3 separate regions of the Homo sapiens genome follow, and regions 2 and 3 are each linked to region 1. A link is a loop called in an ENCODE intact Hi-C map of the cell type or tissue named here. Cell type or tissue: natural killer cell. All regions are shown on one strand.

Region 1 (8,000 bases):
TTTCTTAAGCAAGTGCTGAGCATTTAGATTGTTATTAATTAATAACTATGGCAAATAATGCTTAATAAACCTACTTACATATAGACACAGACACATCTTTGTGCATATTTCGTATTTGTTACAATAAAGCCATGAAAACAAAATTGCCAGCTTGAAAGGGTACACACACAATAAAAGTTTTCAATGTTTACTGTCCAAATGTGATCTTAAAAAGAGATTATGCTCATTTATTCTTTATGAGTAAAGGGTTAAAAAACACCCTTTTTCCTTTTATATGAGAATTTGACCTTTGGTTAACTTTCTAGCTCTGTTCTCTTAGGAACCTATACTGTCAACAGTGTTATAAGCATCATTGCTTAGGAAAAAATAACCCAATTGATAAATTGTATCTTGAGAGAAAAAACCATAAATACCTAATAGGTACCATATCTTTGGGCCTTCCTGGGTTCAATGACTTTTATAACTGGTATGTTCTTTGCAGAGAACTGGGAAGCTATGCAGTACAGCTGTTACTATAGATATTGGCTCCTGGGGGCACGAGGCTTACAAGCCAGGAAGGCTCAAACCCACTTCTTAGCAGCAAAGTTGTATCTTGGGGTACCAAGAATGGTGGCTTCCAGATGGTTGTATGGACAACTAAGTGGAGTGTCACGCAGGCTCCCACTGAAGAGCAACACCTGCCAGCATGCTGGCTATCCCAGCTACCTCTCTTCTGAGCAACAGGTGCCAGATGTGGCTTATGACAGGTGGGTCAATCTGAATATTTAGCTAAACCTAAGAACCCCGATGGGCATGGCCCACTAGACCACGAATACATCTGAATGCCATTTTCTTTGTCCCCTTATCACCACAGGATATTATCAATAAAGTCTTTCAAGGGACTAGCAACTGATAGCAACAAGATGTTATTTAAATTTGTATTTCCTTATGGTGGTTGGGAGGGTAAATATTTTTTCATACATGCATTGGCCATTCATATGTCTTCCACGAAATGCCTATTAATGAATGTTCGAATTTTAAAGAATTTTTAGGGGAAGAATTTGCCTCTTATTTTCCTGCTTTTCCTTTAAAACCATAGCAAAGGACAAAGAACATTTTTTTTTTTTTTACCATATGTGTAACATTAGTTTTAATACTAAATTTCAATGTGATATTTATATCTTATCCACAGAGGAAAAAGTTTTATATTAGACTTTGAACATTCTTCAAAGTGAAATAGCCATTATGTATTCATAATCCCAAACTAGCAAGAGAGGATACATTCCTTAGTTAAAGTTCTAGGTCTTTAGACATTATCATGGATATAAAACTGTTTACTTTACACAGCCTCTGAAGACTTTACTACCAAAGGTTCATGCCAACAAGTCATTATAATTAAAGCTAGATCATTAAGATACCATGCTGACATTTTCAAAACCATAATATTTTATGAACCAATTCTCAACTCATTATTACATAGGGAAAAAATTCCAGTTAAAAGGGTGCTCATATTACTTGGAACAATGAAATGTCAACCTCTTCACTTGCTCCTTTCTAGTAATGGGAACGACAAAATTAAACAGAATTTAACAGGCAAGATAAACTGCAAAAGAATTTGGGGGGTGAATGGAGATCAAGCCATCATTTAAGAAATGAGAATACATAGCTGGGGGCGGTGGCTCACGACTGTAATCCTAGCACTTTGGGAGGCCGAGGCAGGCAAATCACCTGAGGTTGAGAGCTCAAGACCAGCCTGACCAACATGGAGAAACCCTGTCTCTACTAAAAATACAAAATTAGCTGGGCATGGTGGCACATGCCTGTAACCCCAACTACTCGGGAGGCTGAGGCAGGAGAATCGCTTGAACCCAGGAGGTGGAGGTTTGTGGTGAGCTGAATTTGCACCATTGCATTCCAGCCTGGGCAGCAAGAGTGAAAGTCCACCTCAAAAAAAAAAAGAAAAAAAGAAAAAAAGAAATGAGAATAGATGAACAAATAATCAAAAATGTATAATTGTATCACTTCAATTTCTTTCATACTACCTGATTTGCACTTTCCTCCTCTTTTTACAAATTCAAAAATATACCTAATTTACAAAGAAAACTATAAAAAAAGTGAAATTTAGAAAATGTTATACAGTAAAATGTAAGCAGACATCCATAAAATGTCTTCAAGCAACAAATTTTATACTTATTTCAAGTACTTAATGTGCTGCATCTTTAATATATATTACCTATACTAATATCCTGCTGAAGTTTTAATATACTTTTACATTTTTCTATCAAAGCCTAAACTAATTGGTATCTATTATCCTTAGATGCTTCCACCTCTAACTTTCCCACCTGTGGAATATTGAGATAATTTAGAATTTTAGATTCATGCTTTTTTAATTATATCCACCAATAATTTAGATATCTACAAATTTTATTAACTGTTTTTCTGATTTTATCTATACCAAATTTTCCTTCTTAGAGTTTTATCTTTGGTTCTTCTGTGTATAAATGTAAGTGCTCAATAAATATTTGTTGAACATAAATTGAATGAATCATCAATTGCACATATTTTAATATTTTCATTTGTTCCTTGGGTCTTGGTTCTGTTTGGTGAATCTAATGCTTCCTTCAGTGGCAGTTTCCTTCAAATGTCTGACATCTTCTGATCTGGGACTCATCTTAGTGTTTGAGACTTGCTGTTTGTTGGTCATTCACTGCAGATCCGCATGTCAGGAGCCAGCATTAAGAAGCTGTAGAGAGCAATGGAACGGACGCCAGAAGGGAACCAGTGTCTTTCCTTCTCAGACTGGGGACTCTCTGTTCCTTCTTGAGGTCATTAGCTGTCTTGGGTACCGGCATGCTATCCCGCTATCAGCATCTACACTTGCTGCTTTAGGGAAGGGCCATATAGTTCTGCTGGTCCTAGGCTGACGATTGCTCACTTTGAGGCTCTTCTTTTCCTTGCTGTCCCCTTTGCTTGGAGCAAACCTCACGACAGCTCCTACCTCTGCTGCAACCCCCAGCGTTTTGTGGGCTGTGATCTTCTCCCAGTTTGTTTCTCAGTCAATCGAATTCTGTCTGTTTACTTCATGTTAGGGGTTGTTCAAATTTCTGGTTAGTAGATGGCATTTTTATCGCAAATGTATTTTTTAAAAGTTATTACTGTAGTTAATTTCATGTTAGTTTTGGAAAGGGGATAAGACAGCTGTGCTCAATGATCTTGATGCAACTGTTTTCACATTATGCTCTGTTTATCCATTCATTCATTTAATTACTATTTATGGAACAGCTCCTATATAAAAATATTTTTCTCGGCTGGGCACAGTGGCTCACGTCTGTAATCCCAGCACTTTGGGAGGCCAAGGCAGGCGATCATTTGAGGTCAGGAGTTCGAGACCAGCCTGGTCAACATGGTGAAACCCCATCTCTACTAAAAATACAAAAATTATCTGGGCACGGTGGCACACGCCTGTAATCCCAGCTACTAGGGAGGCTGAGGCAGGAGAATTGCTTGAACCAGGGAGACAGACGTTGCAGTGAGCCACGATTGTGCCACTGCACTCCATCCTGGGCAACAGAGCAAGACTCTGTGTCTCAAAAAAAAAAAAAATTTTCTCTACCATGCTATCCCTAAATTAAGGTACTTAGGCTACCACAAAATATAGGTTTGATGATAACATGAAGTAAAATGTTTATACTAAACTGTTAATTTTCCCCTTTGATGATAAAGAAGTTAGATAGCTATTTCCAATTACATTTTTAATTTCTCCATTGTACAATGTAATATTAATATAAATCTTACAATAAACAAACATCCTGGCTTAAGTAAAAGTTACCACAAGGTGGTGCTGAGAAGTTAGCTTTCTGAACATGGAAGAATCTTTGCTTTTAAATTTAAGTCTGATATTTTCTTAAGCTAATATTGATCAGGTAAAGATCTCATTTGCATATATCAAAAAATCTCATTTACTAAAAAATTAAAAAAAATATTGTATAGTTTCTGTTTGGCCTCAATTTTCAACTTTTTTTCTTTTTTTTTAAATCATTGATGTTGAGGTTTAAACTGTTAGCTTTGGAAAGATCACTTTTCATGGTATGGGCGTTTTACACCTAATCTCTGTGTGGGAGGTGCTTCCCAGCTGATTACTCAAACGGGCAAATGTTTATCAGGAAACTGTGTTTACCCAGTATTCCCATGCTGAAAAGAAACAGCAATAGCAAACTTCCTTCCCAAGCATTTAAATTCAAATGAGGCTGCTTATTACCTGAAGTATATAGGAAATCAAGTCTTAATCTAAAAAACAAAAAAGCCCATCGAATAGAAAAAGTGCCAATCTCATGTAGCTCTTCAACAGTTAATTTATTAAGCACCGTTTGGTACCTAACAGCCAAGTCAAAGGGCTGAGAGCATTCCAAAGGAAGTCATGGAATTAATGTCACCTTTGCTTCTCATGTCTAAGAGAGCACTTTTTGTGAGGTAGCAAGCCTCCTACCACACCAAAAGCTACAGCACACCTGTGCAGCTGAGTGAGGCCAGCAACGGAGGGGTTGCCCAGAGGTAGCTACCGACTCATTGACCCATGTGCTCCTACTTGTACAAATAATATCACTTAAAGTCCAGGAAGCAATAAAGAAAGTTTTAAAAAATACCATTTAGTGTATATCATGAAAGTAGTATATAGTAGTAGTAGTAGTAGTAGTTGTTATCTACTGAACCAAATTTTTCCATCTTAGTCACATACATTACTGCCAATATCACATGGCATTAGTTTTTTCTACCACTTTCAAGATAAAACTAGTGGTATTAGTTTTTTCTATACTTTCAGGATATACACTAAAAGGTACTATCGTAATGAAATGCAAACTTAAAAGGCAGGAGCTAAATTTATTTCAGCTTTCTTGGATCACATTATGTGTAGCTCATTTTGTACTATAACATGTGGAATGAATGTTTGTATATCAAAGCCTCATGGTAGAGCAGAAAGACCACAGGACTAGAATCCAGAAGCGCTGAATCCTGGTCCCAAAACTGGTAAAACCTCAGTGTGTGACTAAGAGCAAGTCACGTAACCCAAGCTTTCAGTTCCCTTATCTGTGAAATGAATGACTTAGACTACAATAACTTCCCAAGGCCCTTCCCCTTCTCAAGTTCCATGATTCTTCATTTAAAACATGTTAAATATAATAGCTGAGAGGCCTGTGCTGAAGTTCAAGTCTGATACCAGTGTTCTTTTAATTTTCTTAGAAGTAGGGAAATAATTGACTTCTTTTGAAGCCATTGGCTGGCTGAATTCATAATAGCACAGGTTCAGTTCTCACATATCCTGGTTTTTACTAACTGTGTGACCTTCGGCAGCCTCTCTGTGCCTCAACTGCCTTGGTGATAAAATGGGAGTAATAATAGTGACCACTGCACAGATATGTTATGAAGATAAAATGAGATTATACCAGTACAGTATTTTGTGCAGTGCCAGGCACATAGTTAAAAGCTCCATTTGTGTTAACCTTTGTTCTTACTATTCTTTGTTAAATAAATGTGTCCTTTGTATACAAACACTTATTGATAACCTATCAAAGTGGTTTTCTTACTTTTTCCAATGCCAAGAATCTCTATTTCACCACAGACTCCATGTTTGAAATAGTTTTATTTACTGAACCAAATTTTTCCATCTTAGTCACATATATCACTGCCAATATCATATCAAAATCCAGGGTTCTATACCTAATTTTCAGCCCCAAACCAAAGGAATCCTGAGGTAGCCTTATCATAGAGAAATTAGTTCAATTAAACCTCCTGAAGAGTTAAATATACAAACTCCAGAGACTTTAACTTGGAATCAATAGCACGTAAGCTGTATGAAGTAACAAGATGTGGTTCATAGTCTCTTAAGAGCTCAGAATTTAGGAAGACAGAAAGGCATAACCACCATACTAATTTAGGACAGAAAGAGGAGGAAAGGGAAAGGAATGGTTCAGAGCACAGAGAGAATTCTGAGCAAGGAAGGACTTGAAAGAAATAAGCAGGTGCAACTGCCTCCCTCACCTTACTTCCAAATACTGCCATCTCCAGATATCCCTTCTGAGAACCTAGGATTAGAGCCTGTCCTTTGAGCTAAGAAACTGTCTTTGGAAATCTTATTTATAAATGCAAATATGTTCACTGTTAGAGATATAATCAATCTGATATAAGGGTTCAATCAGTTTCTTAGGGAAGGAAAAGGTTCTAAGGGAACAGAGTGTTAAGACAAGGAAAGTTATGCATTAATGCCTGAGGAGCAGGTTCAAAGGCCACCTGGTAAGCAAGACAGCCACCTGGCTGTGTGGGAGCTGGCTAGACAAACTCTACTCCACAAAGCTCCCAGAGTACCTGGACGGCTGGTGAACCAGAAGTGGGTCTGCCAGAGCCATGGCATCACCATTGCACCTGAAAACATGGCTGCTGCGACACAGCTACAGTATCAGCAGCGGGAAGAGTAATCCTATCACAGAGGAGAGGCAGACATAGCTTCCGTTTGTGGCTGCCCATGTAGAAGAATCTCAATGGTCAAATGAACTAGACAGCAAGAAAAGCAGAATCCAGTAAGCTAATAAGGTTAAACTTGAAAAATTAATATAAACACATGACTTTTAAGAGGAATCCCTAGAGAGTGGTGGTTCCACATCTCAAAGCAGAAATAATCAGGATAGGACTGGAACATCCTGTTGTGACCACGAGCAAGGATATTTCAAAGAATGTCAGGGACGGTGCTAGAAGGACAAGGAAGTGGGCCAGAAAGAGCTCAGACTGACCAAGCTGAAACAATCTGGTTCATCAAAAAGAAAGAGATATTAATCTTGGTTAAGTCTGAGAAAGGCCACAGGTTCAAAACAATAATCAAGAGAATAATATACAGTGTCCAAAAAGGAAGTTGTAATAAAAAAAAGAGATAAATAGCGAATGTGTATTTATATTGACTTTAACAAGTTGGGGAGCATTATTAAAACACAAGTACTTTGTTTCTTCTATATCTGTTTTTTGTTTGTTTGTTTTGTTTTGTTTTGTTTTGTTCTTTGAGACGGAGTCTCGCTCTGTTGCCCAGGCTGGAGTGCAGTGGCGCGATCTTGGCTTATTGTGATCTCCGCCTCCTGGGTCTATTCTCCTGCCTCAGCCTCCCGAGTAGCTGGGACTACAGGCGTGTGCCACCATGCTTTTTTTTTTTTCTTTTAATTGAGATGGAGTCTCCCTCTGTTGCCCAGGCTAGAGTGCAGTGGCACAGTCTCAGCTCACTGCAACCTCCGCCTCCCAGGTTCAAGCGATTCTCCTGCCTCAGCCTCCCGAGTAGCTGTGATTATAGGCACCTGCCACCACACCTGGCTAATTTTTGTATTTTTGGTAGAGATGAGGTTTCACCATCATGGCCAGGCTGATCTTAAACTCCTGACCTCACATGATCTGCCTGCCTCAGCCTCCCAAAGTGCTGGGATTACAGGCATGAGCCACAACACCTGGCCTATATTTGTTTATATATAGATATTTTTATACTATTTATACTACATGAAAGAATAAAGACCAAGAACTTTGAGTAAACTAAATAGTCCCAGAAAACAAAGGAAGTGCCCCAAGATAAGGAAGAACCAAGGAGCATAGGTGGTGACAGAAACACCGGGTAGAAAGAGGGTCCAGCACTGGTGGTCACATCCACTAACTAAGTGGAGGCAGGACTAGAAACATGATCTGAGATGATAAATCAGCCCAAAAGCCTAAGGATCACTGGGTACAGTCAATCCCTTGTCTCCCAGGGGATGAAAACCTCTAGAAAGCCCAACTAATTAAAAAAAAAATATTTAAAAGGCATACATAAGCTTTTAATAATGTTAATGGATCAGGCCAATACATCATTATGACAGGACAATGGATTATACAATGCTGGTCAAGTGAGACTTAAGAAAGTAAATTATTTCAGGGTAATGGGGAAGGGGGGCAGGGGTGGGGACCAGATTGTAAATAAAGACCTACCTGAAAGCCGGGTACTTAAATGCGGTCTGATT
Region 2 (8,000 bases), 250 kb after region 1:
TCTGACAAGATGAATGGCAAAGCCTTGGGTAGCAGGGGAAAGGCAGCCTTGACGAGTTGTGTCAGGTCTGCCAGGCTCTGTACTGTGTACTCACGGCCTGCAGGAGTTGGTAAGGTCCCCGTATATGCATGACCACTTCCCCTTCCTTCTCTCCTTCCTCCTCTTTCTGGCTGCCAGAGGCCCTCCCATGGAGCTGGACATCTGTGCACTGAGAAGGGCCCTGTGCAGGCTGCTTTTGTGGGAAGCAGAATCACAGCAGGGTTTGGGGTATGTGGGTAAGTCACTTGGAGTTGCTGCCGGGGTCACCACAGGCCTAGGTACCTGCTATGCATGCCTATGATAATAGAAGCTAGGAATTATTCGGTCCTGCAAAAAGTCTTGTGAGAGTTAGGCAATGCCAAGGTTCCACCCCCTCCCCACCACCCCATTTCGGCACCCCAAGGGGATCTGGCTCCCATGATCACCACATGCCAATATCCTCATAGTGAAAGGAAGTGTAGATCTGCCTCCAGGAGCAGATGTGAGCCAGTAGTGCTAATCACAGCGGCTATGATTTAGTGAGAATTTGTGTGTCAGGCACATTGCTGAACCTTTTATATACATTTTCTCAATCCTTATAAACCCCAGTGAAATACAAACTATCATCATTTCTAATTCACAGTTGCAGAAATGAATGCTTGGAAAAACTAATTTTTGCTTTCTCAATGCATCACATCACTGCTAAGTGGCCAAGTCAGGACTCAAACCCATATTGTCTGACTGTAAAGCTCAGAGAAATGTTTACTATGAAGCTACTGAGACTTAAGCCCCGGCACCTCCATTTGCATAAGTCCCTTCCCAAGTGCTAAGTGGATCCTAGCAATGTGTTCACATGGTCATATGTGTTTTTGTTGTTGTTTTTTTGTTTCATGTTTCTTGTAGAGATGGATGCTGTTCAGGCTGGTCTTGAACTCCTGGGCTCAAGCAATCCACCTGCCTTGGCCCCCTAGAGTTTTGGGATTACAGGTGTGAGCCACCATGTGTGGCTGGTCATATAATTTTTAAAAATCTGTGGCTGGGCACGGTGGCTCACATCTGTAATCCCAGCACTTTGGGAGGCCGAGGTGGGTGGATCACCTGAGGTCAGGAGTTTGAGACAAGCCTGGCCAACATGGTGAAAACCCGTCTGTACTAAAAATATAAAAATTAGCTAGGCATGGTGGTGGGCACTTGAAATCCCAGCTACTCGGGAGGCTGAGGCAGGAGAATCGCTTGAACCTGGGAGGCAGAAGATGCAGTGAGCCGAGATTGCACTAGTGCACTCCAGCCTGGGCGACAAGAGTGAAACTCCATCTCGGAAAAAAAAAAAAAAAAAAAAATTTTGTAAAACTAGGCCAGGTGCACAGTGACTCATGACTGTAATCCCAGTACTTTGGAAGGCTGAGGCAGGAGGATAGCTGGAGCCTAGGAGTTCGAGACCAGCCTGGACAACATACCAAGACCTCGTCTCTATGAAAAATAATAAAAAATTTTAAAAATTTGCAAAACTAGAAAATTTGCAATCTTAGTAGTTTGTTTCCTTACTCAGTTAAAACTACTGTTTCTTTCCATTCTGCCTTGCTTTTCTCCAATTTCCTCCAGTGTTGGGTGGAGCTGGGCATTTTGCGGATAGGCTAAGAGGAATCTGAGTTGGGATATCTTCAGTTTGAGTTGGTGGGATATATTAGTGTGCCTTGCAGTCCCTTCTGAGATTAAGTTATTGCTAGCTGTCCCACTGCAGGATGACTTCCTGGAATATCCTGCTGCCCACTGTGCCCACATGCCTGTGTCCTGACTTGATGTACAGAACTGTTAACAGAAAGGGATCCCAATCAGACCCCAAGAGAGGGTTCTTGGACCTCACACAAGAATTAGGGGTGAGTCCATGCAGTAAAGTGAAGACAAGTTTATTAGGAAATTAAAGGAATAAAAGAATGACTACTCCATAGGAAGAGCAGCAGCTTGGGCTGCTGGACTAAGGATACGTATAGTTATTTCTTACTTATATGCTAAACAAGGGGTGGATTATTCATTAGTTTTCTGGGAAAGGGGTGGACAATTCCTGTAACTGAGGGTTCCTCCCCCTTTTAGACCATATAGGGTAAATTCTTGATATTGCCATTGCATTTGTAAACTGTCATGGCGCTGGAGGGAGTGTCTTTCTGCATGCTAATGAATTATGATTAGTGTATAATGAGCACTGAGGATGATCAGAGGTCACTTTCCTCACCATCTCGGTTTTGGTGGGTTTTGGCCAGCTACTTTAACTGCAACCTGTTTTATCAGCAAGGTCTTTATGACCTGTATCTTCTGTCAGCCTCCTATCTCATCCTGTGACTTAGAATGCCTTAACCTCCTGGGAATGCAGCCCAATAGGTCTCAGCCTCATTTACCCAGCCCCTATTCAAGATGGAGTTGCTCTGGTTTAAACGCCTCTGACAAAGCCAGACGCTGGACTACAAAACTGAATGTGGCCTGTGTCTTCAGCACAGAGAGTATGTGGGAAGTGGAGGAGAAATGAGAAATCTTTTTTTTCTTTTTTTTTTTTTTTGAGACAGAGTCTCACTCTGTCGCCCAGGCTGGAGTGCAGTGGCACAATCTTGGCTCACTGCAAGCTCCGCCTCCCAGGTTCACGCCATTCTCCTGCCTCATCCTCCTGAGTAGCTGGGACTACAGGTGCCCACCACCACACCCAGTTAATTTTTTGTATTTTTAGTAGAGACAGAGTTTCACCTTGTTAGCCAGGATGGTCTCGATCTCCTGACCTCGTGATCCGCCCGCCTTGGCCTCCCAAAGTGCTGGGATTATAGGCGTGAGCCACCATGCCCATTGAAATGAGAAATCTTAAAAAAAACCAAACAACTATTACTAATCACAACCAGTTTTTATCTTTCTATTCTCTATATAGGCAATGATATCACAAAACTGTTGCCATATGAAAATGAAGAGGCAATCAAAGAATATGCACTGAAAAAATATAGAAAAATAATTTATAGAAATGTGTCAGGCAGTTAATAAAAAGGATTGTTATTTTTCTGGATTTTGTTAAAATTTGTGAATTTATCAGTTTTTTTAAAATGCGTAAATTGTGAGGACCTCTTTTCTCATTCTAGTTACTTTTACGTTAATTTTGTGTTTGTAATTTTGTATTATTTTTCTTAAAGAGGACCCGTCTTCCCAAACCTTGAGGTGACCCTGCTCAAACTCATGCTCTTAGCAATGGTGACACAGTGTCTGCCTCGGAAGCTTCCAGTCCTCAGTTTGGAAAGAGAAATGCCCAAGCCTGAGGGTACTTTAGAAAGTACTGTAAGCCGGGAGCGGTGGCTCACACCTGTCATCTCAGCACTTGGGAGGCCGAGGCGGTTGGATCACCTGAGGTCAGGAGTTCAAGACCAGCCTGACCAACATGGTGAAACCCCATCTCAACAAAAATATAAAAATTAGCCAAGCATAATGGCAGGTGCCTGTAATCCCAGCTACTCGGGAGGCTGAGGTGGGAGAATCGCTTGAACCCAGGAGGTGGAGGTTGCAGTGAGCCAAGATCGTGTCTTTGCACTCCAGCCTGGGTGACAGAGTGAGAATCTGTCTCAAAAAAAAAAAAAAAAGAAAAAGAAAAAGAAAAAGAAAATACTATGGTTGTCTTCTACTGAAGGTGGGAGGCTGAAGAGGGGGCAATAGCACAGCAAAGCCCCTCAGAGAGGGTTAGCAGCAGCAGACTGCAGTGGGGGTGGGATATGTCCAATGTTTGCAAAGAGCAAAAGGGGTGGGGCAACTTATACATCACTTAGCCCTTTGTAATGTATGGTGGCTTTCCTTATAGCCCCACCCAAACCTGAATTTGCTGATGCAGTTTCCTTGGAAATCTCAGTCCAAAGGGCATTTTTGGTGCCACCTTGAAGGTGAGGAAGCAGATGTTAGGGAGTGGAGCTGCTTCAGGTGCTGTCTGTTCAGCCTCCCTGAGAGCTCTGGAGTAGAGGAGGCAGAAATATGGCTGAAGGCAGGTGACTGCTGGTGCACTTGGAGTCAAGGTTGGAGCTTATCCTGTCCTATCTACTTCATTCTGGCCCCAGGGAGTTCCAGTGGCTGCAGGGCAGGAGCCTGGCTTTCCTTCAAGAATGTGTCTCCTTTTGTGGTTTTCATTTCTCCACCTGGTGTCTGGACTGCAAATTACAGGAGAGGATGATGCATTTGCTCTCCCCACCGAACAAAGGGATTGCAGTAGCAGTAGGTGGCATGGTCTTATCCAACTCCAGGCATGCTGCTGCCCCTGGCTCCCCTTGGAGCCACCAGGGCTCAAGCTGGTCACTGTCTTGGAGGAAGCTTCCCCTGGGGACAGGCTCACAGAGAAGGCTGCTTTGTTCAGAGGCTGTGGTGTAGGGAGAGGAAGGATGTGCCTACTGACTCCAAGTTTTTTTTTAAATTACTGTGCAGAGAGAGCACATTCTCATCTGGAATTCTAATAAATGGAGAGACAGAGGGAGGCAAATAACCACAGTTCTCAGAGTAGCCTAGCCAGGCTGCCCTGAGGTCTCCCCCAGAATTATCTGTTTCTGGCTTATGAGTGCAGGACCCTTGTTCCTCAGCCTGTCTTTATCATCCCCTCTGAATGAACAGCATGCACAGGTGTGAATGCATGCACACAGCCCATGCTACCTGCCCATCAGACCATAGGCACATTCCATTCCCTTCTATAACAATATATACACAGCAAACTTCTATACACAGTATACAGTATACATACATAATCAAATAGGTAGTATTTGGGACAATGCTGAATTGGGCTGAATTGTCTTCTTCCCAAATTCGTATGTTGAAGTCCCAACCCCGCAGTGCCTCAGAATGTGATTGAGTTTGGAGATAGGGTCTTTAAGGAGGTATTCGAGTTGAAAAGAAGTCATTAGTATAGGTACTGGATGGGGTTGGACTACCTCCTAATCCAGCATGACTGGTTTCCTTATAAGAAAGGGAAATTAGGACACAGATATGTAAAGAGGGAAGACTATCTGAAGACACAGAGAGAAGATGGCCATGCACAAGCCAAGGAGAGAGTCCTGAGAAAAACCCAACCCTCCCTGACACTTGGATCTCAGACTTCTGGTCTCCAGATCTGTAAGAAAAGAAATTTGGTTGCTTAAGCCACCCAGTCTGTGGTATTTTGTTACAGCAGCCCTAGCAAACAATACAGATAATGATAGCAACTTCATTGCATCAGATATCAACAAGCAGGAAAAGGTATACCTCAAGACTTATGTTGCCTTGTTTTAACACACTGATTATTAGGAATTTCACATTTGGGGCTTTGGAGCCACTGGTCCATGCCAGGCCTGTTGTTTCCTTCAGAACTCGCAATGACTTTTGCTAAAGTTATCTGCACCCCAGCATCCTCTGGTGAATTCCTGTACTTGCCATCATCCCTGATACACTAGGGGTTTTGAAGCCTGTGGACTTTTCTTTTCTCCCTCATTCAACAGCCTGATCATGAAGCAGGAAAGAAAGGAAAATGTGTGCCACGCCTGACTGGTTTTTGTGTTTTTTTGGTGGAGACGGGGTTTCGCTGTGTTGGCCGGGCTGGTCTCCAGCTCCTAACTGCGAGTGGTCCGCCGGCCTCGGCCTCCAGTGGTGCCGGGATTGCGGACGGAGTCTGGTTCACTTGGTGCTCGGTGGTGCCCAGGCTGGAGTGCAGTGGCGTGGTCTCGGCTCACTGCGGCCTCCACCTCCCAGCCGCCTGCCTTGGCCTCCCGGGGTGCCGAGATTGCAGCCTCTGCCTGGCCGCCACCCCATCTGGGAAGTGGGGAGCGTCTCTGCCTGGCCGCCCATCGTCTGGGACGTGGGGAGCCCCTCTGCCTGGCTGCCCAGTCTGGAGGGTGAGGAGCGTCTCTGCCAGGCCGCCATCCCATCTAGGAAGTGAGGAGCGCCTCTTCCCAGCCGCCATCCCCTCTGGGAGGTGAGGAGCGTCTCTGCCCGGCCGCCCCGTCTGAGAGGTGGGGAGACCCTCCGCCTGGCAGCCGCCCCATATGAGAAGTGAGGAGCCCCTCCGCCCGGCAGCCACCCCGTCTGGGAAGTGAGGAGCGTCTCTGCCCGGCAGCCACCCCATCCGGGAGGGAGGTGGGGGTCAGCCCCCGCCAGGCCAGCCGCCCCGTCCGGGAGGGAGGTGGGGGGGGTCAGACCCCCGCCCGGCCAGCCGCCCCGTCCGGGAGGGAGGTGGGGGGGTCAGCCCCCCGCCCGGCTAGCCGCCCCCTCCGGGAGGTGAGGGGCGCCTCTGCCCGGCCGCCCCTACTGGGAAGTGAGGAGCCCCTCTGCCCAGCCACCACCCTGTCTGGGAGGTGTACCCAACAGCTCATTGAGAACGGGCCATGATGACAATGGCAGTTTTGTGGAATAGAAAGGGGGGAAAGGCCGAGAAAGGATTGAGAAATCGGATGGTTGCCATGTCTGTGTAGAAAGAGGTAGACACGGGAGACTTTTCATTTTGTTCTGTACTAAGAAAAATTCTTCTGCCTTGTGATCCTGTTGATCTGTGACCCTACCCCCAACCCTGTGCTCTCTGAAACATGTGCTGTGTCCACTCAGGGTTAAATGGATTAAGGGTGGTGCAAGATGTGCTTTGTTAAACAGATGCTTGAAGGCAGCATGCTCGTTAAGAGTCATCACCACTCCCTAATCTCAAGCACCCAGGGACACAAACACTGCGGAGGGCCGCAGGGTCCTCTGCCTAGGAAAACCAGAGACCTTTGTTCACTTGTTTATCTGCTGACCTTCCCTCCACTATTGTCCTATGACCCTGCCAAATCCCCCTCTGTGAGAAACACCCAAGAATGATCAATAAAAAAAAAAAAAAAAAAAAAAAAAAGGAAAATGTGTGACTGTAGCTTTTCTTAAATAAGGAATAGGGCCTACATCTGGAGGAGTGGAAAGCTGGACAAAGGGTTAAGATCTATATAGAGCGATGGGCTGGGTATCAGAAAAGGGGGAAAGAAATTGCTACAGCAAAGAAGGAGGATCTAGCTGGGGGAGAGAACCTGGAAGAAGTGAGAGCTGGTTCCAAGAGAAGGAACAGCCTGCAGAGGGGTGTGAATGCACAACTAGTAGGATAGCACTAGCCAGTAGCACTTTTGGTGATGATGGGATATTCTATGTTTTCAGTGTTCAATATGGTAGCCTCTGGTCACATGTGGCAATCAAGCATCTGAAATGTGGCTAAGTGTAACTAAGGAACTGAATTCTTGGTTTTAGTTAAGTTTAAATATAAATAGCTACATGTGGCTATCATATTAGACAGCATGGTTCTAGAGCTCAGACACAGCCCACTGTTGCTTGCTTACCCAGCAGTTACCTGCCTTTTTCCTTGCTTACAAACCCCCCATTTTGTTCAGGCAGTCAGGAGCCATGTGCTTCAGGAGAGACTGGGCCCCTTACAGCTATAGGGGGAGAGGTGACTCTTGATTAGTCTAAGCCAGTTATGGTAATTATGTTCCTCTTGCTCGTGATTGGTTTAGGAGTTGGCAGATGATGCAAATCCAGCCAATGAGACATAATGGGGAGTCTGCTGGAGGATTCCGAGAATGTTCTCCTTGATCTTAAAAAGGGGTCAAAAAGAGGGACTAGTTCTCCTTCTGGCGCTTAGATGTGTGAAGATGTGATGCTTAGAGTTGCAGCCACCATCTCATGCCCATAGGGGGACAAAAGCCAGTATGATGAGGATGGCTGATCTAAAAGATGGAAAAAGAATCTGGGTCTCCAATGATGTTATCAAGCCACATCAGAACCAACCTTGGGATGGCCCCATCCTCTTTGTTAGTAAAGACAGTTTATTAGGAAATTAAAGGAATAAAAGAATAAAAGAAGACTTGTGTCTTCTGTTAAATGCAGTCACGGGAACTCTTTTGGGGATAGCAAATATGTGGCATTTAAGTCTGTTTCTGCCTCCAATGTGAATTCCCTAAAGTATAGCACTTTTTCTCATTGTTCTTAAACCACTGTTC
Region 3 (8,000 bases), 510 kb after region 1:
TAGCATGCTCAGACCTCCAGGTCACTCTACAACTTTCCTGATTGACTCCTAAGTTGATGTCACTTCCTGAACACTAATCCTGCCTTAATCCTTGGCAATTTAGTATACACACAGGTATTCATTCCAACCAGTACAATCCTTGGACCTGGGCAAACAAGGGGTTGGTCTCCATGCTCCATATATTAAACAACTCTAAAGTTTAAGAGGCCACCTCTCTGGTGGCCAGGTTCTATTGGTGGGGTCCTTTAAGCCTACACCCAGATCCACATGGACCCTATCCCTGTTTCTCCCCTTCAGTGTGCTCTTCAGCTTTCCTCTGACTCCAAAACTCATTGTAGTCTTGACCAAATGCCCCAAGGAGCTGCAGAGCTCCCACTTATGAAGTCAGCCATGGACATGTGGACAGGTCCTGGTTCTAGGAAGGCAGTTTGGCAAGTGGATTGCTCTTGTGGCTGGTGCCCCCATTTCCTTTCCAAAATTGTGGAAGATCAGCAACCAGAACCAGAAGGGTGCTGCCACACTGAGTTTGGGTAACTCACATTGTTTCCATAGACACCCCTGTCTCCTACCTTCCTACTCGCCCTCTTATTTTATGTTTTTAAAAATTAGTTTGTTTGAATCAAGATCCAAATAAGGTCTACCATACATTGCAATTGGTTGATATGTCTCTTAAATCTCTATTTATCTATTGGTTCATCCTTCCTTTCTTTTCCCTTCAGAATTTACTATGGATGAAGAAACCATATGTCCTGTAGAGCTCTCCACAGTCTGGATTTTACTGATTTCGTTCCCGTTATGCTATTTAACATGCTCTGCTGCTCCCTGTATTTCCTGCAATCCAGAAAATAGATCGAGAGGCTTATCAGAGGCAGGTTTTGTTTTTTTTTAAATGAAACTACTACATATGTGTCGTTTAATTAGGAGGCATATACTAATTGTCACTTTTGTGATGTTAGCAGTTGTTGATGATTATTGCTACTTATCCACTATTTCATTTGGGTTTTGCTAAATGGTAAAATTCTAATGAATACTTCTTAAACAGCCATCCTCCTATCCTTTTACGAGATGTTTGATAGTAATATGATGGGGTAGGTTTTCGTTGCCTTTTTAACGTGAGGGGGATACAAGACAAAACCTAGGACCTGCCCAAGTTATTGAATCTAATAGTGAGGCACAGCCCACCCTCCATTACAAGCAACCTGAAGGTTTACACTTTCAGTGTAAGGGAAACCAGAGATCAATGCTCCCTACCTCTACCAATATAGGGGACTGCTGAAAATGTTGCCTTGATGCTTAGTAAAGCAAGAGAATGTGGCTATGCAGTAGAGGTAGAATATGCTTACCTGAGAAATTTCAACTGAATACAAGTCATAGAGCTCTCTAGCACCAAATTCTCAACAAACTATGAATTCAGTTTAATATTGGGTTGGTAATTTCCCAGATCCCTGATAGAAAGAAATGCAAATCCTATGTGGAGGAGCCCTCCCTCATCCTGGACTTCAAAAAAAAATCACATAAATAAATGAAAGTTAGAAAATAATGAAGCACATAAAATAACAACACACAAGGAAGCATGATAACATGAAGTAGCACCAGCAGATATAACAAAAGAAACTTCAATCTTTTCCTGAAGAAAGACTTCTTTAGTTAAACTTCAATAGTTAGAACTATTGGTCATAATTTTCACTGTACTTGAAGAAAAATATGTGCAGGCAATAGGAAACTATAAGGAATAACCAATCATATTTAAAAAGGCACCAGATCAATCTTCTATCCAACTCTGCTGGTTGCCCTACCAACATCCAGTCCAGCTTCCATACACATATGATACTTTATGCTTACCTCAGAGAATCCTGATTTTATTTAGGGATTTACCTTTTCAAAAACTACACACATATATTTAACAATACAGTTTTATACAGAATGCTAAGAGCACTTTTCATATTTTACAGCAGGGCTTGAAACAATATGGACCTTCTATTAATGCTCATTCCATAGCACAACCAAATATAACTCCTACATAGATGCATTACAGTGTGTTTAGAGTTTAAAGGCTCAATGGAAATAAGATGAAAAAGACTATATAAGGAATTTTACATAACTAATTGGAAAATAAATGCAAAAAATAGTAAATAAAATTTAATATGGTCTCATGTGCCCTGAGAGAAGTGGTGCCTGGTTTGGAGGAGTAATTGCTATGTGCAAATAATCTATTTGGAACTGCTGCCACTTTAGGGTTATTCATCATTCACCCCTTTTCTACCAGACATGACACTTCCAGTTTCCTTTACTTGATAGCAATGTCTTTTAAGATCCATAAAACAACTGCAAAATTGAAGTTTGTGCCCTTCTTTCTAGCTTCTGGGTAGACTTCTTTTACTAATCTAGTCAGTTAATTCAAGGTTGCATCCATCTAAGTGTGGATCTGCCACTCACTGGACCACAGGACAGCTTGGACATGTCTTCTCTTGGTTGGTGGGCATCTCCAGATCTTTGTTAATTTCTTCCAGTGCAACGCATGACTCCACTGCCATCTTCTTCTGACAAGCTCTCGAGATTCTTGCCCAGAGCTCCGACCCCCTCAGCAAACTGAGATCTACCACTTTTCACATGACCTTTAGGGAGTGGGCTTTAGGGAATGGGCTCATTACATTCTAATTGGTCCAAATCAGTCATGATAATTCCTCTCTCCCTTTCAGTTATTGGTTTGGGCATGGATTTGTAACACAATTCTGCTCAATGACATTTGCAGGGAAGATTTCTAGACAGCTTTTGGGAAAGCTTTCCTTACTCCCGAAAATATAAATGCAGCAAAGAAGTCCCATTTGTGTCTTTAGACATTATTTGCTTGAATGTGACATATAGAACTTTGCAAATATCCTGGAATCATGGAGGGGAGGGAGCCTGATGACATAACACATGAAGGATGTAAGAGTCAAGTGAATTTCAGAGAAGTGGTGCCAGAACCCTGGTGTGCCATGTCTGGAACAGCCCTACCTCTGTTGTGTAGTAATACATTTCCTCTTTTTTATTTTTTAGAGCCACTTTAAGTTAGAGACTTTTGCTCACAGCTGAAAGCATCCTTATACTCTCTCCAGCCCTAAAAGAGCACCTGGCACACAGTAGATACTCCACAAATGTCTACTGATTTGAGTTGAGCTGTGTTTCAAGTTTATTTCTGTTGGGAAAACAAGATGGATGTCTCCATCTGTTGTATTCCAAGGTTCTAGCACAGTTACTACATCATAGAATGTGTTTGACAAATAATTGCCTAAAGTCAGAATGGCTTCAGTATCTTAACAAGCAAAAGGGAAGAAGCTGCCCCAGGCAGGGTCAGAGAAAGAAACTCGGAAGAGGTCTCTAGCCTCCTCTGGTGGCTCAAAGGGGAAGGCAGTGTGTCACTTAGAAGTGTGTGGTAGGGTAGAGATGAGAAAGGAAGATGAAAATGCCCACAAGAGATACTTTTTTCTGAAAGAGGCAGATTTTGATGTCTGGAAAACATTCTTGTTAAGAAGGAGAGAGATGAACTAAAGGAAACTCTAGGCCATTCAGGGCCGTACCCTGAGTTTGCTTTATAGGCCAATAACTGAATCTCTCTATGTTGTTTGTTCCTATATTATCTGCACATCTAGGATAAGGTAGTTTTTGTCACTCAGAAAATGTCTCGCCTCAGTAAATGTGGCATCTGGTAAGATGCAAGGAAGGGGGATGTTCCTCATGTCTCAGTCCCAGGAAGAAGAGCTACCATTACCTGAATGGTGGCTGAGAAGAGTGGAACCGCATCACACAGCATTGTGGGGTCCCAGGGATTGGTTTGGAGACTCCAAAAAGAAGTACAGCTTCCCAGAAGAAGCACAATTTACCTGCTTTAAATCACTCCATGATTACACAGTGATTTAAAGTGCAAACTCCTTTGCCTGTTCGTGTGTCTCAAATCAATGCCCACCAGAGAGCCAGAGCCTTCACTGCAGAGGAAGTTCTGAATGACACAGGCCAGGATGGTTTGACCCATCTCTGCCCTTGGCCACCCCAGTGCTTGCACAGTAGGTCTGTGAACCCTCAACCAATGAGGGATGAGAAGACATGGATATTCTGGGCTAATTGGCATACCCCACAGACTCATCAAGTTTCTCTACTTCTTTTTTTAAAATTAATTTATTTTTTATTTCAATAGGTTTTTAGGGGGCAGGTGGTGTTTTGTTACATGAATAAGTTCTTTAGTGGTGATTTCTGAGATGTTGGTGCACCCATCACGCGAGCAGTGTGCATTGTACCCAATGTGTAGTCTTTTATCTCTCACCGCCCTTCCACCCTTTTGCCTGAGTCCTTAAAGTCCATTGTATCATTCTTATGCCTTTGCATACTCATAGCTTACCTTCCACTTATGAGTAACAACATATGATGTTTGGTTTTCCATTCCTGAGTTACTTCACTTAGAATAATAGTCTCCATTTACATCTAGGTTGCTGTGAATGACATTATTTCATTCCTTTTTATGGTTGAGTAGTATTCCATGGTGTATATATATATATATATATATATATATATATATATATATATACACACACATACATACCACATTTTCTTTATTCACTCATTGATTGATGGGCATTTGGGCTGGATCCATATTTTGCAATTGCGAATTGTGATGCTCTAAACATGCATACAGCCAATTAATCTTCGACAAAGCAAACAAATACATAAAATTGGGAAAGGACATGCTTTTCAAAAAATGATGCTGGGATAATTGGCAAGCCATATATAGAAGAATAAAACTGGATCTTCATCTCTCACCTTATATAAAAATCAACTCAAGATGGATCAAAGACTTAAATCTAAGACCTGAAACCATACAAATTCTAGAAGATAACATTGGAAAAACCATTCTAGACATTGGCTTAAGCAAAGATTTCATGACCAAGAAACCGAGCACAAATGCAACAAAAACAAAGATAAATAGATGGGACTTAAACTATAAAGCTTCTGCAAAGCAAAAGAAATAATCAGCAGAATTGATAGCCCACGGAGTGGGAGACAATCTTCACAATCTATACATTTGACAAAGGACTAATATCCAGAATCTACAAAGAACTCAAACAAATCAGTAAGAAAAAAATTCCAACAGAAAGTGGGCTAAGGACATGAATAGACAATTTTCCAAAGAAGACATACAAATAACCAACAAGCATATGGATAAATGCTCAACATCACTAATTATCAGGGAAATGCAAATCAAAACCACAATGAAATACCACCTTACTTCTGCAAGAATGGCCATAATCAGAATCAAAATAATAGACGTTGGTCTGGATGTGGTGAAAAGGGAACACTTTTATACCATTGGTGGGAATGTAAACTAGTACAATCACTATGGAAAAAATGTGGAGATTTCTTAAAGAACTAATAGTAGAACTACTATTTGATCCAGCAATCCCACTCCTGGGTATCTACCCAGAGAAAAAGAAGTTTCTCTACTCCTGTGTAAAGTTAATCAAGCTATACCCACCACCTGAGATACCAAATACCACCTTCTCTACTGTAATTCTGCAGCCATTAGGGAAAAGCATCCTGCCCAGCTTCACACTTGTTAGCTCTTAGGGTCAACTGCATATATGGCTCTCATTACTTACCAGTTTCATTATAAATAATTCCATTTCATTTCCTGTAGTACAACAGCTTTTTGAGGGCAAGGACATCACATTTTCTACAATATTAAATCCCACAAACTCTCCAACACAATGCTTTTCATATGAAAGGTGCTAAACACATTTTGAATAATTGTTCACACATTTAATTAATTTTTCACATTTTTTCTTGAACTTTGTTTTCCAAAATAAGGATTATCAAGAGTTTTTCTATATAAGGAACTCATGGCTTTAAATTCTGCAGTGCCTTCTTTGGAGGGGTAATGGCATAACAATATCTGGAGAAACCTGCATATCTATAGTTTTTTTAAAATTTAGTTAAAAAAACAAACAAACATGTGCCCCTTTTCTGACAAGGGTAATCTCTTTGAATTTTTTCTCTCTCCTTTTCGTTCAGTGATTTCTCCTGCTGCTCTAAGCTCTGGAGCAAGTGTTGTGGATCCTCTGTATCCAGATGATTTATAGCTCAACTCTGAATATTCCCGTAGGTCTTCCCCATTCTCACTGCTAGAATTTCTTTTTAACATTCTACTATAGGTCTATTAATGCATTGAGTTCTATTAAATTATTTTCCTGCTCAAGGGAAAATTATCATCTTCATGTTCAGAATTTGTCTTGTATAATCTTCCTGCTCCAAATTAGTGTTCTAACACTCAGCTTTTCTATTTTAATAATAGACATGCTGATTTCCCTACATGATCTAGCTATTAAAAATGCATGTAGTAAGCTCTCAGGAAGTTAGGTTCACTTCTATTTTTAGCATGATCTAAAGGTATTGGTGCTGACCAACTTTTGGGTCACAAATGGCTTTTTGAGAAGCAGCAACACAATGAGTGTTAATGATGGAAACATTCGGTATTAATAGTCTGTCTAATTGGTTTTCCCTTTCTCTACACTTAGACTACAGCTCTTCCCTGATAATAAAGATATTTTTAAAACTATCTCTTCACTCAACTCCCAGTCCCAAGTTTGGTTTCTGGGTACTCTATTAGCCATTTCCTGCATGACAGTGCATCCTATACCAACATTAAATCTCCCATAATGCAATTTGTGCCCACTTTTATATGCATCGGCAGCTCAGAACTGCAGGTTCTTTTATAACTCCTGCTCGGTGCGTCTTCTCCACATACTTTCCAGAGATTCTCTGCAAATCACACTTTTATGACTGACATAAAGTCAAATCAAGCTTATCCTAGGTTATTGTCAATTCCAAGGGAAGGAGAAGGAAGCCCCATTTTGGCATTAGGTCTAAGCTATAGTTTACTAAAAGCTCTGTGTTTGAGGACTGTGGAGCACTTGCCTGCTCTCTCAAAAAACCTAGGAAAGAAGCGTCTACCCTTTTTCCACCTCCTTCTCATTCATCCCACGGGAGGTGGAGTCACATCACTAATGGGTACCCTAAAAGTATGGTGGGTTCCATCTTGTCCCTCTGCCTCACTGCCTCAGATATCACCTTAAGGCTGTGCAACTCCTGCATCCAGAAGAGGTAACTCATCTCCGAAGACTTCCTGAAAATGGAGGCATAGGGAGTCCTTGGAAGAAGAGAAGCTGGTATAGGATTTCCATCAAAGAGATCTCAAAACACATTTCTCCAAACTGTCCCAGAGGGAATGCAGAAGTAGCATAGTGGATAGAAGATATTCCAGATCATCACTTCTCAGAATGCTCAGTGAAGAGATTTCCTTGATAGGTAAGACCAGAAGAGCATAGAGCGCAGTGTTCATGAACTACCAAAAGATGGCTAGAACTTGACATGCAGGCTTGACATTTTGGTACCATATCATTTTTATGGCCACCTTCTACATACCACCCTTCCCAAAGAAGACAAAGTCCAGACAGTGTTCAAAGATAAGTGGGAATGAGCAGTGCTCTTAGAGGTGATTGTGCTGAGACCTCAGAGTCCCAGAGAAGGCAGAGCTATGTATTCTTACTTACAAAGCATGTCCAGATTTACCTCAGGGGAGAAGAAGAGACTGAAGTGCCACTGAAAATTGCTATCTTCTTCCTTACAGAGTGCCTTAACCTTGGGGACAGTAGAAACCTGCCTGATAGAACAAGGCCTGGGCAGGAGACAACCACAGTTGTCTCTGTGGTGCGAGATTTCCTGTTACCTGGAAACACATGCACATAAACAGGACACTTGATGAGGCTCTTTAGAGTAAAAGGAGCAAATGGAAAGAACTCTGCTTGGATCATGGGCAGGTGGGCAGTGGAAATCTGATGAGGGTTCAGGTTGGTGAAATCCCCCAGGAACTGTCTCCTCTCCAGGATGAGAGAAGCCTAGCATCCTGGGTGTGGGCTGGGGCCCTGGAGACCTGGGCTGTTCTCAGGTGTGGGGCAGGACTGGACTCCAAG

Evidence for each region. A loop is a pair of places that touch in the nucleus more often than their neighbours do. Peaks named below come from ENCODE experiments on the same cell type or tissue, not always from the same donor. Only the 100,000 strongest peaks of a DNase experiment are listed, where the experiment ranks them.
Region 2: a loop joins it to region 1, with 15 times the contacts of the local background. A loop is called at or near these places in 23 of 110 quality-filtered maps.
Region 3: a loop joins it to region 1, with 26 times the contacts of the local background. A loop is called at or near these places in 7 of 110 quality-filtered maps.

What each region holds. Positions count from the first base shown.
Region 1 is chr5:76,579,457-76,587,456 of GRCh38, reverse strand. All of the region lies in intron 5 of IQGAP2 (IQ motif containing GTPase activating protein 2), which reads right to left. Among named protein-coding and RNA genes, the nearest start is that of F2RL2, 40 kb to the left of the region's middle. RefSeq lists an enhancer at 5,141-5,230. In natural killer cell, a CTCF peak has its summit at 3,795 (motif pointing right); a DNase peak (open chromatin) is centred at 3,816; H3K27ac peaks cover 445 bases.
Region 2 is chr5:76,334,283-76,342,282 of GRCh38, reverse strand. It overlaps a transcript of SV2C not described here. Among named protein-coding and RNA genes, the nearest start is that of SV2C-AS2, 27 kb to the right of the region's middle. RefSeq lists enhancers at 1,960-2,729, 5,207-5,837, 6,470-7,100 and a silencer at 4,010-4,235. In natural killer cell, a CTCF peak has its summit at 4,149 (motif pointing left); a DNase peak (open chromatin) is centred at 4,172.
Region 3 is chr5:76,070,065-76,078,064 of GRCh38, reverse strand. It overlaps a transcript of SV2C not described here and the pseudogene SAP18P1. Among named protein-coding and RNA genes, the nearest start is that of SV2C, 9.3 kb to the left of the region's middle. In natural killer cell, CTCF peaks have their summits at 3,186 and 3,390; a DNase peak (open chromatin) is centred at 3,364; H3K27me3 peaks cover 306 bases.